2 separate regions of the Homo sapiens genome follow, and region 1 is linked to region 2. The links are chromatin loops, found by intact Hi-C in ENCODE. Cell type or tissue: Caco-2. All regions are shown on one strand. Each heading gives the region's core, and the rest is flanking DNA. Links, peaks and the distances in the headings are about the cores only. Region 1 overlaps RIPPLY2-CYB5R4 (RIPPLY2-CYB5R4 readthrough). Region 2 holds the start of MRAP2 (melanocortin 2 receptor accessory protein 2).

Region 1 (8,340 bases), core at 115-8,114, 78 kb after region 2:
TATGCTGTAAAACTATGGATCTCATTTTTGGAAAAGTTGAGATCATGCAGCAACCTGAAAAACAAATAAAAAGCACATGTTTCTTAGGGAAAATGCTTTAAAATGAAGAAATAAGAGCAGTTTACCACCATAATCATGATACTTTTTCATTTTCCCCATTCACTATGTAGTTTTTTTTAAATAAAAAAACACTATCACCTCTTAAAAAATTAGTGATTAGTAACTCCTAAATATCATGAAATATCTAAGCAGTGCTCAAATTTTCAACTAGCTCATAAATGTCATAATTTTAAAAAATAGTTTCAATCAATAGCCAATTAAAATTTACTCATTATGATTGGCTGATAAGTCTTTTAGGCATCCTTTGATCTGTAAGATCCCCCAGACCCCCACTCCATCCTGCAATTTATTTGTTGACAAAAATCAGATTTTTATTTGTTGAGTCTCCTAAAACCTTCATTTTTCTACATCCCTGTGGTATTCCTTAATAATATGTCTTTATGTCCTCATATTTTCCATAACTTAATATATGGATCTAGAGGCTTGATCAGACACAGGTTCAAATCTTTTTGACAAGACTATTTCACAGGTAATGTTCCTCTATCTGGAGGCATGTAATAAATGGTTGCCTCTCTTTTTGAGTGCTAGCTACCATTATGATCTATGTATAGATCCATTAGTTCATTAAGCACTGCAATTGGTGATATTCTACTTCTATCATTCTTTATTCATTAATCAGCTGAGGAATCCTATAAAGAAAAATGTCTGCTCATTTATTATGTGATTATTCAGTAGTATGGCTCATATAACAAAGGGAGAATAAATGTTTGATTTTTTTCCCCTTTATTCACCAGTTTTCAAAGAAAGGAGTTGATTCCCCTACGATTCTATCTTCATTCTCCCCCTACTGAACAGGAAAAGCAGAAATACTGCGTATTGTTCAACTAGGAAAATAGTATAATAACTACTTTTTTACCACTTACTCTATTATAAATGTCACTTTGCTATGCACTTCACATGCATAGGTATTATTATTTATTCATTTTTATAGATAAGTGCACTAAAGCTTAGAAGGGTTAAGAACTGCCCTAGGACACCCAGCAAATGATTGTAAGATGCTTGTAAGTGGTAGACCTGGGATTTAAACCCCAGCTGGCAGCTCCCAGAGGGCATACACATACTCACACAAAGGGCCAGTAGGGCACAGGAGTTGAAGCCAACACAGTGCAGCAGTAAAGCCTCTCAGTATCTGGGCCCATGCTACCATTCCATCCTGTTCTCCCAGGCAAGCAGCTTCACTCTAGCCAAACCAGTCTAGTCTTTTGTATAAATCTGCACCCCTAATGCATCTGCCAGTTCTCCCTGCCTGTACTATCCCCTTCTCCATCTCTCTTGACTGGTAGGTTTTAGTCCACATGCTGTGCACATGACTTTTTTGACCATGCAGCTCCTGTCTCTCCAACACACACATCGCTAGGTAAAAGTAACCCATCTCTCCCGGAATTCCTGTAACATCTTGATTTTATCTCTAGTAAGATATTTGTGGTGTTCTGAGTCATACTTTGGTTATCAGCACGTGCATTTGTTTCTACCACTAGATAGTGTGGTCCTGGAAAGCAGAGACTGTTTTACTAACCTCTGTAATAAAGTACATATTTAATGGATAAAGAACCATTATTGGCCAAGTAATGATAAGCTGCTTATCTGTATTTTTTAAAAAATAGGTTTCTGAGTCTTTCTCTGTTATCATACCATACAGACTGACAAATGTTCACCAAATATGGAGAATATGTCTGGGATGGCTATATTTTTAATATAATCTATGTAGCAGACATGAGATTAACTTTGCAGCACTCTAGGAGTGGACATCACAATCACAAGAAAGACTCATTTTTCAGAACAGCAAAAACTATAATAAGAAACCCATATAATTGCTAATCAAGAAAAATACACCACATCCATTAAGATGATGAGGATAAGGAAACCAAAGAAATGAGTCCTAACTGAGAGTCACAAGGGCAGCTACTATGAATTTTAAGTACTAATTTGAATCAAGTTACATCTCAGAATGCAACTCTATGCAGCATGTTCAGGAGTGAGTAATAGCAGGAATCCACATGTAATGATTAATAAATACTCCTGAGCAACTCTGGGTAAGCCAGTTAGCACAGCATTGAAAGATTGGCTCTGAGGTAAAACTGAGAAAAGAAAGCCATATAGGTTCTGGTCAATTTTTTTTTTTTTTTTTTTTTTTTGAGACAGAGTTTCGCTCTTGTTGCCCAGGCTGGAGTGCAATGGCGCGATCCTGGCTCATTGCCAACCTCCGCCTCCTAGATTCGAGCGATCCTCCTGCCTCAGCCTCCCAAGTAGCTGGGATCACAGGTGCCCACCACCATGCTCGGCTAATTTTTGTATTTTTAGTAGAGATGGGGTTTCACCATGTTGGCCAGGCTGGTCTCGAACTCCTGACCTCAGGTGATCCACCTGCCTTGGCCTCCCTAAGTTTATGGTCAATTTTAAAAATGCAAAAATGATTCTAATTATTTAAAAGTATTATTATATTGCAATCTGTAAAGTACTCATTGAGATACTTCTAAAATAGCAGAAGCAATACAGCAGAAGACAGTACAGCTCTTAGCCTTTTTTCATAAAAAATTTTTTATATTCAAACTATGTTAGTCTTCATTGTAATTTTAATAGTTTTGCTTGAGCTTTAAAAGAGCAAAAGTTTACACAGAAACTTGAAAAATCTTTTTAAGTTGAGAGAGTTTAACTAAAACAACATTTTTCTTAAAGCATTAAAATAGAAATATATTTAATTAAAAATAAAATACATTTTAAATATGACAAGAAAAAAGTTTTTAATGTTTTTATTGATTGGGGGGTCAATCTTTTCTACAATTAAAATTTTAAATAAAAAAGCAAGATATAAGATTATCTATGAGGACTAAACTCTGATTTTTTTTTTTTTTTTATCTTGCCCAAATTCCTATCTAAGGGGTCTGGGAAGTCATGCCCTACAAACCATAAATTCTCATCAGATGGGTTTTATTTAACCCCATATATCGTGACTTACTTTCCAACCTGACTCTGGCATAACATTACGAGACAAGGAAGAAAATAAAAATGTTTTACCCCAAAACATGTTTCTTTGCCATGTCTTGAAATGGCCCTGCAAATCTGTCCTTTGTGGGGGAAAATTTGCATCTGTAAAGAATCCTATTAACATAGCTAGATCTTCTTCTTCCAGGCCAGTCCAATCCTGAAGAGGTTAACTAAGAGTCTAGTACCTTTTAAAGGTCTGAACAGGAAACATTGTCATCTATTATCTCTAAGGGCAGCCACTGTAAGACTTCAAAAGAACCTTGGTCTCCACAATCTTTTATCTTAACCTGAACATTCCCTTTCTGTGGATCTCAGGTCTTTAGACAAACTCAACCAATTGTCAACCAGAAAATGTTTAAATGTTTAAACTTACCTAGAGCCTGGAAACCCGTGCCCCCCCCAATCCAGCTTTGAGTTGTCCTGCCTTTCTGGACCAAACTAATGTATTTCTTAAATGTATTTGATTGATGTCTCATGCCTCCCTAAAATGTATCAAACCAAGCTATGCCCCGACCACCTTGGGCACATGTTCTCAGGACCTCCTGAGGGCTGTGTCACAGGCCACGGTCACTATATTTGGCTCAGAATAAATCTCTTCAAAGATTTTACAGAGTTTGACTTTTTTCATCAACATCTAGAAATGTTAGGTTAGTCACCTACTAAATAAGAATAGGGCACTTAGAACAGCCATATTTTAAAATTATCTAGAAATCCAATAGGGGCTATATTTAACCAAATATTTTAAAGTGCCATTTTAAAGCTAAATCACATCAAGATGAATTTCAAACAGGATCGCCACTACCACTGATTTTTCATGATCCATGCTTCAACTATTAGTCTTGCCTTATTTGTGTTCTAGTCTTCCCTTTTTGTCTTGCTGCTTGGCTTTTGATCACATATATTATTTACTTTCACTCAGTTACAGAGAATGAAGATCAAAAGCTACAATGAGATGAACATTCCTTATTAATTACTATATATTATGAAGCTTTGATGGAAGAAGAGGTTGGGCCTAATGTCCCAAATAAGAATTGTGGCACCAATCTTGTGAGTGTAACAATATTGGCAGCCATCACGAGCAGAGAACACTGACTGCTGGCTGTAACTTACTTTTATGTTTTATCTAACAATATGCATAATCCTGGCCTCCAACTCAAACTATACGAAGATTTAAAGACTTTGTTATTTTCTAAAACTGTAAGATTATTAAAGTGCAGTTTCATATAAACAGGAAGAACTGAGAGATGCTTGTTATGAAAGATCTTCACTTCAGTGTTGGGCAGTCTGTTTCCTACTACACTGTTACTCACCTTACTCCTTGTTCTGTAAATGGCACTGGTCCACAAATGCAGACGAGAACTTTGGATTTGTCCAAATTTCTTTTCAAAAATTCAGAAAGAAGAGCTGGTGAAATATGTCCCTGTTTGCCATTCCATTCAGAAATAGGTGCTGAGAGAACAAATTCAACATCCAGTCTAGGGAAAAGAAAAACAGCTTTTTAAAGTTTATTATTTTAAACATATTATTAACATGTTTCAAGTTCAAGAATATATTTCTCCCCTAAAGGAACAATTTAATATATAAAGATACACTTACTTGCTAGAAAAACACTGAAAAAAATTGTAAGATTTAACAAAAACGTATAGGTAAATCTATATTTACTAAGGATTAGCTTTTCCTATAGATAAGGAATGTAATTTGGCATTTTTTTTTAAATTGAACTAATTATCCAAGCATGGTAGCTCACACCTGTAACCCTAGCATCTTGGGAGGCCAAGGTGGGAGGATTGTTTGAGAACAGGAGTTTGAGACCAGCCTGGGCAACACAGTGAGACCTAGTTTCTACAAAAAAAAAAACCCAAAAACAACAACAACAAAAAAAACTGTTTAAACTTAGCCAGGTGTGGTGGCATGTGCCTGTGGTCCTAGCTATTTGGGAAGCTGAGGCAGGAGGATCGTTTGATCCAGTGAGATATGATTGCACCAGCCTAGGCAACAGAGCAAGAACCTGTCTCTTAAAAAAGAAATTAATTAAAAATAAATATATAAATGAAATAAAGATCCCAAGGGATCTCAGAGAACGCTACATTTCTATTAATAATCTACTAGTATTGAAAAAAAAGAACAAATATTGCATGTTCTCACTTATGAGTGGAGCTAAACCCTGTGTACATAAGAACATAAAGATGAGAACAATAGACACTGGGGGCTCCAAAAGGAGGGAGGTGTAGGGAAAGGGGCAAGGGCTGAAAACCCTCCTAGTGTGTACTATGTTCATTGTCTAGGTGACAAGATCAATAGAAATCCAAATTTCAGCATCACGCAATATACCCTTCAAGCAAACCTGCACATGTACCCCCTGAACCCAAAATAAACAATAATAATATGCTGGTATAAATCACAGTAAATAGCAATTACCAGTGACACATGCATTTTAATCTCTGGCTGCAATTTAAGGATATTCTAAAGAGGCTGTTATCCTGCTTATCTCCTTTTCATACGCTGAGAAAAGAGCTTAAACTGGAACAGGAGCATTCCCAAGTTAAGACTCAATAATTCTTTAATGAAAGATTTTTTATATCAAAATATAGACAATTCCTGTGGAATACTCTCTCCTGGGTTTTCTGAATGAAGGTTAACTTACTGTCTAAAAAATTACAGCTTTGAGATGCTGGAGACATGTGGGGGGCACACAGTAAACATCCTGAAATTCTTTTATAATTTCAAAAGTGCCAGAAGGGGTTGGGACCCTTGAAAAGGTTACCTGAAAATAAATTCAGATAACCCATAAAATACAAAGTAATATGAAAGAGGAAGAGAACAGACCTGCTTCTGATGAGTGCCTATGTGATCTCAAACGTCAATCTAAGTAAGCTTGTCAAAAATTTTATTTTAAAGTAGGCTGATAGTGATCTGAGATGACAAGTCTTGAAATACAAATGTATTCATTTAGTCTAAATCATTAGCAGTCATCCAACGACTTATTCCCTCCTCCTCTAGCCAATCAGCTTCAGCAACTTGCCTCCTTCATTTTCTCACACAAAGTCCCTTACCTTCCCATTTTTACTGTCACAACTCCAGATCAGGTTCTTATATCTCATCTAAAATATTACATTAACAGCCTTAGCCCTTAATCTATTTGATATACCATTGCCATATTAGTTCCCCTAAAAACTCTGATACAACTTTACAACTTTTTTGCTTAAAAGCTTCAGTGATTCCTCACTGCCCACAGATTGGTATTTCAGAGTACTTGGGGCCCCAGCTTTTCCTGCTTTTGTTTTTTTTGTTTTTTGTTTTTTTTCTAGCTAAAGAAAATGCCTGCAACTGTAGTAAAAATTGCTATGTGCTCAAAGGAAAAAAATCTCACAAAACTAGGAATCAAAATTAGATAAAATATATATAATTATATATGTTTCCATAATTATATGGAAACATTTCTTAAAATGAATCTAATGAAACACTAGTATGCCTCCAGATGTTAGTAGTTATTCCATGAAAGCAGGCTAACTATCAAATAAGTCTGTGACATACTGGGTTAAAAAAAGTTAAATATATTTCCGTAGAATTTCAGAAAGCCTTATATATGCTAAGTTCAGAGTAAATCTTCAGGAAGGCATATACTGTTTCCCAAATTTATTCAATCACAGAGTCCATTCCGGGGAACACATTAACATTTCAAAGAACACATTCTGAGCAACACAACATCTGAGGAACATCTCCTGGAAGAAACCGAAAGTGCTATAAGGCTCCAGATTAGTGGGCTGCATATCTGTCAGCATAAGAGGCTGGGGAAAAAGAAACAGTTTCAGGTATACTGTTCAATTTACTTCTGCTTCTGGCATCATCAGCTTTTGCTAACTTAAATGGAACTGCCACATTGCCAGTCCCAATACTGACATCAGAAGACAAAAACATATAGTCCACAGAGCCTGTCAGCACTACAGGGAGATGAGCCACAGAGTGTCACTGTGCCTTCTTCCTATGTCTATCTGATATATAATATTTACTTCACATATTAATTACATTCAAGGTCTTTCAGCACCTGATTTTAGCCTATCTTGTTTCCTCAATTGTAAACAAAAAGATCAGAAATGATAACTATTAAGATTCCTTCTAAAACTGATATAAGGTTTAATGGGTTTATTTTTAGTTATTCTGCATCATTCTCCTTCATGCACAATATTTATTTCAACAAAACAACTCTACTCTGTCATTAAAACACTAGAATATCCTGGCCCTCATGTCTTATGCAATCCTACTACCCAGATTTATTTTCCCGCTCCAAGAAATGCTAATCATTTCCCAAAGCCCAGCTCAAAAGCCCCTTCTTCCATGAAGCTCTGATATTCCCACCCTCACAAAAATGGAATAAAATTCTTTTCACTAGATATCTATGGTATGTTTTTTGTTTCTCTCAAGGCACAGACTTTACAGTCACTTATGTACTTTAGAACTTCACCACCACTAGGGTAGTCTTACTGATTTCTTATCTTTTTGTAATGTCAAGCACATTTTGCAGGGAGTGAGCACACAAATCTTTAAAGTGATGTAAATTGTCTTCTATCTTCTATTGGTGCATATAAGTGGGTAAATAGTCCCGTTTCCTTTGTGACCCATTTCCATGCTGCTTAGAATCCCTTTATTTCCCCTCTCTCTTTTGCCCCAACTAACCTCCCAATCCACTCTAGTGTAAAAATAATGACACTAACAACATCACTGTTAATGACACTGTCAGTGTTAATGTCATCAACAATGACAATGTAGGCTGGGTATAGTATTCTCTGCTAAGTGTTTTCATTGTCAGAGGCATTTGTCAAAATGTAACAGATGCTGGAGAGGACGTGGAGAAACAGGAACACTTTTACACTGTTGGCAGGAGTGCAAATTAGTTCAACCATCGTAGAAAACAGTGTGGCGATTCCTCAAGGATCTAGAACCAGAAAGACCATTTGACCCAGCAATCCCATTACTGGGTATATACTCAAAGGATTATAAGTCATTCTACTATAAAGACACATGCACATGTATGTTTATTGCAGCACTATTCACAATAGCAAAGACTTGGAACCAACCTAAATGTCCATCAATGTTAGACTGGATAAAGAAAATGTGGCACATTACACCAGGGAATACTATGCAGCCATAAAAAAGGATGAGTTCATGTCCTTTGCAGGGACATGGATGAAGCTGGAAACCATCATTCTCAGCAAACTAACACAGAAACAGAAAACC
Region 2 (8,340 bases), core at 192-8,191:
GCCGAGGCTGGAGCTGGCTCCCTCTGCTTGCGGGGAGGTGTGGAGGGAGAGAGAGGGGCAGGAACCCGGGCTGGCCAGCGTGAGTTCTAGGTGGGCGCAGACTCAGTGGGCCCCACCAGCCCTGGGCAGTGAGGGGCTTAGCACCCAGGCCAGCAGCTGCAGAGGGGGCGCCAGGTCCCCCAGCACTGCCAGCCTGCCTGCGCCGCACTCAAATTCTCACCGGGCCTCAGCCGCCTCCCTGTGGGGCAGAGCTCAGGACCTGCAGCCCGCCATGCCAGAGCCCAGCCCCCCACCCCGTGGTGGGCTCCCGCACTGCCCGAGCCTCCCCAACGGGCGCCGCCCCCTGCTCCATGGCGCCTGGTCCCATCAACCGCCCAAGGGCTGAGGAGTGCAGGCTTGTGGCATGGGACTGGTGGGCAGCTCCGCCCATGGCCCTGGCGTGGGATCCACTAGGCAAAGCCAGCTGGGCTCCTGAATCAGGTGGGGACTTGGAGAACTTTTATGTCTAGTTGGAGGATTGTATATGCACCAATCAGCACTCTGTGTCTAGCTCGGGGTTCGTGGATGCACCAATCAGCACTCTGTATCTAGCTAATCTGGTGGGGACTTGGAGAACTTTTATGTCTAGCTAAAGGATTGTAAACACACCAGTCAGCACTCTGTGTCTAGCTCAAGGTTTGTAATCACACCAATCAACACTCTGTGTCTAGCTCAAGGTTTGTAAACGCAACAATCAGTGCTCTGTGTCTAGCTAATCTAGTGGGGACTTAGAGAACTTTTATGTCTAGCTGGAGGATTGTAAATACACCAATCAGCACTCTTTGTCTAGCTCGGGGTTCTTGGATGCACCAATCAGCCCTCTGTGTCTAGCTCAAGGTTTGTAAATGCACCAATCAGCACCCTGTGTCTAGCTCAAAGTTTGTAAATGCACCAATCAGTGCTCTGTGTCTAGTTAATCTAGTGGGGACTTGGAGAACTTTTTTGTCTAGCTGGAGGATTGTAAATACACCAATCAGCACTCTGTGTCTAGCTCAGGGATTGTAAATGCACTAATCAGCACCCTGTCAAAACGGACCAATCAGCTCTCTGTGAAACAGACCAATCAGTTCTCTGTAAAGTAGACCAATCAGCAGGATGTGGGTGGGGTCAGATAAAGGAATAAAAGCAGGCTACTGGAGCCAGCAGTGGTAAGGCGCTCAGGTCCCCTTCCACACTGTGGAAGCTTTGGTCTTTCCCTCTTTGCAATAAATCTTGCTGCTGCTCACTCTTTGGGTCTGCACTGCCTTTATGAGCTGTAACACTCACCGTGAAGGTCTGCAGCTTCACTCCTGAAGCCAGCGAGACCACAAACCCACCAGAAGGAAGAAACTCCAAACACGTCCGAACATCAGAAGGAGCAAACTCAGAACACACCATCTTTAAGAACTGTTAACACTCACCGCAAGGGTCCGTGGCTTCATTCTTGAAGTCAGTGAGACCAAGAACCCACCAATTTCAGATACACCATCACTAGCTTTGGGATGAAGGAAGTAAATCTATTCAACAAGGCCTCCTTGCTCAACCCTCATATTATTTTTCATTTTGTTTATTAAAACATTTCTTCATATTCCTTTGCATGATGAACCCTCATACTCTTGAAGTAACCAGTGGGTTCAAGAGTTATGGAGAGGTTCTCATATATCTACCTTGATATTTCATTTAGGAAAAAAAGCCAAAATGAGAAAAATTTAAAAAAAAAAAAAGACTAGACAGAAAATGACACAATGAGGCATTATCTGGTAATCTTCCAAATATCATAGCTTGGTATAATAATAGTTCCTTAAATATATTACACAAACATCATAAGAATATTGTTCTTCCAATATTTTTTGTACTCCAAGTAATGAAAACATTTCCCTTGAAAGCTAAAAAGGACAGATGTGATATTCTCTTTATACAATTTGAACTAATTTAATATGTTTGATAAAAGTTATCTATGAACTGTGACTATCAAAAAAGGTCACAGATAAATAATTCAGAGATGAATTCTGATTGGCAAAATACCTCAGCATCTGGGGGCCAACAGAAATGGGGAGGAGGAAGCGAACAGCTTTCCAGAATATGTTGATGACATAATCTGCAAGGTAAAAGAAGATGACCCCCACTGTGACCAGAATGGGGCTAGCTCAGAAGGCTGAAAGGGGGCAGCTAGCGATGGGTATGAACACTCACGCAGAGGCAGCAGGATCAGCAACACAGAACAGGACACATGCATCACCAGCGCGCGCTTCACAAAACAGTACTTTCCCTTGCTCCTGCAATGCACTCTGATATCTTATCTTTCTTTCTCTTGGCTTTCATGTTTTAAAAACTGCTATTTGCAACTCACTAAACTGATCATTAGCCTAATGAGTCACAGCCCACATTTGAAGACAATGGATACAGCATACCCTGATCTATATCCCAGTAGATTGCTAGAAAAGGGAAGGGAGTTGGTTTGGCGTAAGTATTTGTAAATGCTTCCCTAGGTAGTTTTGAGCTATCTTAAAGAATTTGTTCTAGAATGTTGCCAGGATTCAATGTTTCCCTCTTTTAAAAAGTCTCCTGGGTCCATTCTCATCTCTCATACCTGCACAAAGATGACTGTAACCGCTTTCACTACTCTAGGACGTCTGCCATTTGGGTTTTGAACAATCCAGTCCAGTTTCGGGCTTCGAGACCCTCTTTAAAGGGTTTAGGCTGGCCTCACTTTGAAAAGAAAGATACAGACTGGAAGCAACTCTTCCTTTTCCTATCACCTGTTAATATTATCTATTCTTCCATAAACACTGGATGATCTTCCTCATAAGAACGAAACTCCTTGTGGGTACCCCAGCTCACAGTGGCCTCTGGCTTTCCTGACCTTATCCTTGCAGGCCCTCGTCACTCTCCTGCACCTGTTCTTGTCTGTGTACCCCATGCAATGTACCTAAAGGAAACTAGACTCACAGTCCTAGCTTCCAGACCCCTACTCCCCACTATTACTTAACTGGGGCAGTCACCTTGGAAAACGTATTTAATATCGCAATCTAATTTTCTCTACCTGCAAACTGAAAATACTACTGTTTACTTTTGGGGTTTTCGTAAGAATTAATTTATGCATAAGAGTTCCCTTCTCTCGTCTCCCTGGACACATTCCCTCAAGCTTCCTTTGCCTTCAAAACACCAGAGTGTTTCACTGTTGTCAAACTAAATGCAGAGTAGTGGCTGAGATTCTGTGCCATCTAACATGCTGTGGAAACCACAACGCCTCCAAACAGGTTTCTGCAGAGACTACTCTTTGCCTTCCTCAATTAATTACACAGAAAGGATGGGAAAGGCACGGGGCACGGGGCGCGGGGCGGGCGGGGGGAGCGGGGGCGGGTTGCGGGGTGGGGCGGCGGGGAAAGTGTAAAACCCCTATTTCCCTCTAATCAGTAACACGACCTGCGAGCAGGCTCCCCAGTCCAAACAAAATGAATGAGCAACTGTCAAGCCAGGCATCATCTGAGAACCCTGCCCAGTGCATGGAGGCGCGCCCGGGGCCAGGAGCCAGCACATTTCCCCAGCCCAGGGGGGCTCTCTCAGTTGCAGGGCACCAAGGCGGCAGGAGGGCCGCAGCAAGGAAAGTTTTCTCACCAGCGGGAAAGGGTGTGCCTCGGCCGCTGGGGCCCAGCGGAGGGGAGGAAGCCCACCCAAGCCCCGAGCGCCGCCGCTTCCAGGCTTTTCGGACGCCCAGCGGCGTCCACACGCACATCAGCGGGCTGCCGGGAAGGTTTTAAACTTGGTGCTCTCCACGGGGTCCACACTCTTCCCGTGGGCGTCCTCACACCCCAATTCTCCTCCTCCCACCCCATTCTCTAGCCCCTCTAAACTAAAGACTGCCCCCAAACCCAAGCAAGCCCTGCCTTGACCAAAGCTGCACGCGCCCCGCACCCAGCGCCCGGGCTTTGCTCCGCCCTGGGCGCCCTGTCCCGCCCGTGGTTACCGGCTGGCTAGCCCCGGCCCGCGGGCTCGGCCCTGGTTCCGGCTCCTGGCTCCTCCGAGGTGCGCGAGCGCCGCCGCCGCCGCCGCCTCCCACCGCCCAGGGCCGGGCGAGTAGCTCCTAGATCCGAGGTGCGGCGGAGACGCGCGCTCCCGACCCGCAGCGGAGGCGGCGCGGGGCGCCGGAGCAGGGCTGCAGCGCGGGAGCCGCCTCCCCAGCGCGAGAGCCGCCTCCCCAGCGCGAGGCCGCCTTGGCCAAGAGGAGGTGAGCTTTGCAGATCCCTTTCCTGCTCACTTTGCCCCTCCGAGTCCGGGTCAGAGCCTGAGTCAGAGAATTCTTTGCCATCCCGGGCTCTGCAGTGGGTCCCTCGGGTCAACTTTGGGTAACAGGAGGAGCTCATTAGCTGAGCAAGAGGGAGTGGGGTATCATGAATCAAGGCTTATGAAAAATCGGCAGCATTGAGTTCAAGTTCAGTAAGGCCAGAGCCCCCCCATAATGTGCTGCTTAAATTACTACCTCGATTTTAGTTTCTCTTCCTGCCCACTGGTCCAGGTGTCAAAGGGCAGTCAGACGTTCAAACGGGGTCCCAAAGGGCTAGCACTGGGCCGGGAGTAGTTTCAGCATAGCAGGGCTGGCTCATCTCTTCCTCCCTTGAGTCCTTATTGCATGCCAGGCATTGATCTGGGAATACAGGTGCTTGGTGCTTGCATTCTACTAAAGAGACAGGCATAAACATAACAAATAACTAAAATACATAGTATGTGAGATAGTGATGAAGTGCGGTGGACAAAAAAGAAGGGAGGAAATGGGATAATGTTTGGAGGTAGGGGGTGCATTTTTAAATGGGATGGTCAAAGATGGCTTCACAGTGGAGTAAAGATCTAAAGGAGATGAGACAGAAAGAAGTCACGCTGGTATCTGGAGAGAAAGCACTTGCTGTGTGGCAGGCACTGAGATGTTCTTTACTGCACTAGTCATTTCTTTTACTACTCTCCATATGCCATATTAGACAGGTATTGCCACCATTTCCATTTTACTGATGAGAAACTGTAACTTAGGAAGGTTAAAGGAACTGCCCAAGGTCATATGCTAGTCAATAGAGGAGCTTGCCTTCAAGGTCAGGAAGCCTGGTGCCCCAGAACCATAGTTTAACCACCATTATACAGCAGCAGGGGAAATGCAGCACCCATGCAGGCTGGTGGCAGTGTGATGAACTCAAGCTGGTGGTGCCAAAAGAGGATTCCTGGAAATGACATCTCATCACTGATTTTTTTTTAAAAGCTCAGTTTCATTACCACTTGTAAAATGAAATATTTTGAACACCATTTTTCTTCTTCTTCTTTTTTTTAATTTTAAGTTCTGGGATACATGTGCAGAATGTACAGATTTGTTACATAGGTATACATGTGCCAGCGTGGTTTGCTGCATTTATCAACTTGTCATCTAGGTTTTAAGCCCCGCTTGCATTAGGTATTTGTCCTAATGCTCTTCCTCTCCTTGCCGCCCACCCCCGACAGGCCCCGGTGTATGATGTTCCCCTCCCTGTGTCCATGTGTTCTCACTGTTCAACTCCCACTTATGAGTGAGAACATGCTCATTTGGTTTTCTGTTCCTGTGTTAGTTTGCTGAGAATGGTGGTTTCCAGCTTCATCCATGTCCCTGCAAAGGACACAAACTCATCCTTTTTTATGGCTGCATAGTATTCTATGGTGTATGTGTGCCACATTTTCTTTATCCATTCTATCATTGATGGGCATTTGGAGTGAACAGGCAACCTACAGAATGGGAGAAAATTTTTGCAATCTATCCATCTGACAAAGGTCTAATATCCAGAATGTACAAGCAACTTAAACAAATTTACAAGAAGAAAACAACCCCATCAAAAAGTGGGCAAAGGATATGAACAGATACTTCTCAAAAGAAGACATTTATGCAGCCAACAAACATATGGAAAAAAGCTCATCATCACTGGTCATTAGAGAAAACCATCTTTATAGTGTGTGTATGTATCTTCTGCCTCATCCACAAGCAGTTTGATTCTAAATAACATAATTTGACAATCTGTGATAAGATTTATTAATCATTCCCCAAGTGTCCACACCAGTTCCAGTTGCTCATTCCTATTCACAGGGATGTGATTCCTCACCCCTGCAGTAGAGCCTCTGCCAAGTGTCTTCAGGGCATTGTGAAAAAGAGTGACAAAACTGCTGCTTCTGAGGGGCTACGGTGTGAACAGGCCAATTTCTGCCTTAGCTGTCGGCATCAGGTGGCCTTGTTCTGGGCAGAGCATCAATGGCTCCAGACAGAAAACCAGGGCACATTGTACTTTGTGAAAAAGGCAGGTCACTAACCCTTGGTTTCAGAAGCTGAAACTGCAGCATCTGGTGAAACAATGACATCAATAGGATGGCCAAGCCCACATTTCTCTCCTAGATATCTCCACCTCCTCATGGTTGCATTCATTCCTGTCTTCCTTCCTCCACTGTCAGCAAAAATCTTTTGACCTTTCCTTTGTAGGAAAGGTCTTTTCAAACACCACTTGTCCCAAAAAGCCTTCCTCATTGTCTCAGCTACAAACGAACTCTTAATCTAAAATCTGATACCTCTCTTATGGCACCTGACATTTCCTACTTTATTTTAAAATTTAGCCTATACTGTATACCTTAACTCCTCCATAGGCCAAATATTAATTTATATTTAATTTCTCCACAGGTCCTAGCATAATGTCTTCTACCCAGTAGACATTCAATGAGTATATTTTTACTGTTGTTCTTAATAAATTAATCTGCAAGAATACAGCTTCATTGTCTTTTAATTTTGTCTTTTCATTCCAAGATAACTCACAGAAATTTAGTGACAGGACTAAGTTATATGTAGCTATAGCTGTTGTTCATCAATATAAGTTGACAATGGTTTGTCTTGAGGTAAATTCCATTTGCCTTATTTCAAGATTAGAAAACAGAGGCTTTAGAGTAATCTCCCTTAGGTCACAATACTAGTCTTCAAGAGAGCCAGGATTTAAACCCAGCACCGTTTGGCTCCAAAATGAGCTCACCACAAGCTCATACTTCTCTTTCAGTCGTTCATTCAGGAATGCATTCATTTGATCTTTCAACAGATATTTGCAAACATTGACTGTGCTCAGCTCTGTCCTAGACACCAGGAAAATAGCAATGATTAAAACACAGTCCTTGTCCTCAAAATGCTCACAATCCTGTAGAAAGGACAAAGGTAAGGAAATAATAAAAACTTAGTATTATAAACCTTTTAGACTCATGGATGTCCTAGAGGAGCACTTGGTTTAACTTAGGTTATAGGAAGTAGGAGGTGACAGCATGGATTCTCTAAGAAGACAGAATGTAATTTTAATTTTGAAGTTTTTTACAATGCTAATGAAGGAAAGCATATGGTAGACAGAGGAAAGAGCGCTTGCAAAAACACGCGTGGAAGGATACAATGCATTCAGAGAATGGCTTTGCTGATTCAAGAGGGCTGCAGCATGGTGAAAGCAGAGTTGACATGAGGCTGGAAAGGTAAGCAGGGCCAAATCACAAGAGGTGCACAGAGTAGCTTTTATGAAGTTCATCACCCGCTTAATATATATAAAAATCATGGCTGTCTATGTATGTCAACTTTCCAGGGTAGAGAGAGGTTGTCTAACTTTAGTCAAATTCTCAAAAAGGCTGAATGACCCAGGGCTAGGAAGTGGGGGAAGTCACTTTCCTTTCCCACAGCCTTCCATAGGTCCATGGACTTCAGGAAATCCCAAGGAATTGCAACATCAACCAGGATATGCTGGATACCTGGATTGGGGTGGGTGCAAGGCTTGCCCCTGCCAAATCACCTCCAAACATGCAGTGGCACTGACATCCCGGGGCTAGGATGGCTTGACCCTGGTCCTCCCAGCACCTGTGCCCATGTGCCTTCTAAGTGTGGAAGGAAGGGGTTGCTGGGTGGCCAGAAGGCCAAGAGGCAGGGAGGCACCTGAGAATGTGTCCTGGGAAGGTGGCAGAAAGCAGGGCCACAGAGAGCCACGACTCTAAGCCCTAAGCGCGTGCTTCATTGCCTCATCTGACTTCAATTGCTGCGATGGGCTGAATGGTGTCCCCCAAAATTCATATGTCCTAAGCCTTGGTACCTCAGAATGTGACTGTATTTGGCGATCGGGCCTTGAAAAAGGTGATTAGGTTCAATGAGATCATATGGGTGGGCCCTACCCCAATCTGACTGTTGTTATAAGAAGAGTACACACAGAGAGACACCATGGGGCATATGGATACAGAAGGACTCCGATATGAAGAGGCAGCATGGGGGTGGCTATCTGCAAGGCAGGGAGAGAGGCCTGGAACAGAGCCTTT

Evidence for each region. Peaks named below come from ENCODE experiments on the same cell type or tissue, not always from the same donor. Only the 100,000 strongest peaks of a DNase experiment are listed, where the experiment ranks them.
Region 1: a loop joins it to region 2, with 1.8 times the contacts of the local background. A loop is called at or near these places in 1 of 110 quality-filtered maps.

What each region holds. Positions count from the first base shown.
Region 1 is chr6:83,951,538-83,959,877 of GRCh38, reverse strand. RIPPLY2-CYB5R4 (RIPPLY2-CYB5R4 readthrough) reads right to left here. Exons shown (of 18, transcript NR_174604.1): 17 at 4,416-4,580; 18 at 1-54. CYB5R4 (cytochrome b5 reductase 4) reads right to left here. Exons shown (of 16, transcript NM_016230.4): 15 at 4,416-4,580; 16 at 1-54. Among named protein-coding and RNA genes, the nearest start is that of LINC02857, 65 kb to the left of the region's middle. In Caco-2, for the core only: no CTCF peak of the experiment used is centred there; no DNase peak of the experiment used is centred there.
Region 2 is chr6:84,029,529-84,037,868 of GRCh38, reverse strand. MRAP2 (melanocortin 2 receptor accessory protein 2) reads right to left here and starts at 4,097. Exons shown (of 4, transcript NM_138409.4): 1 at 3,986-4,097. In Caco-2, for the core only: no CTCF peak of the experiment used is centred there; a DNase peak (open chromatin) is centred at 4,148; H3K4me3 peaks cover 1,200 bases; H3K27me3 peaks cover 115 bases.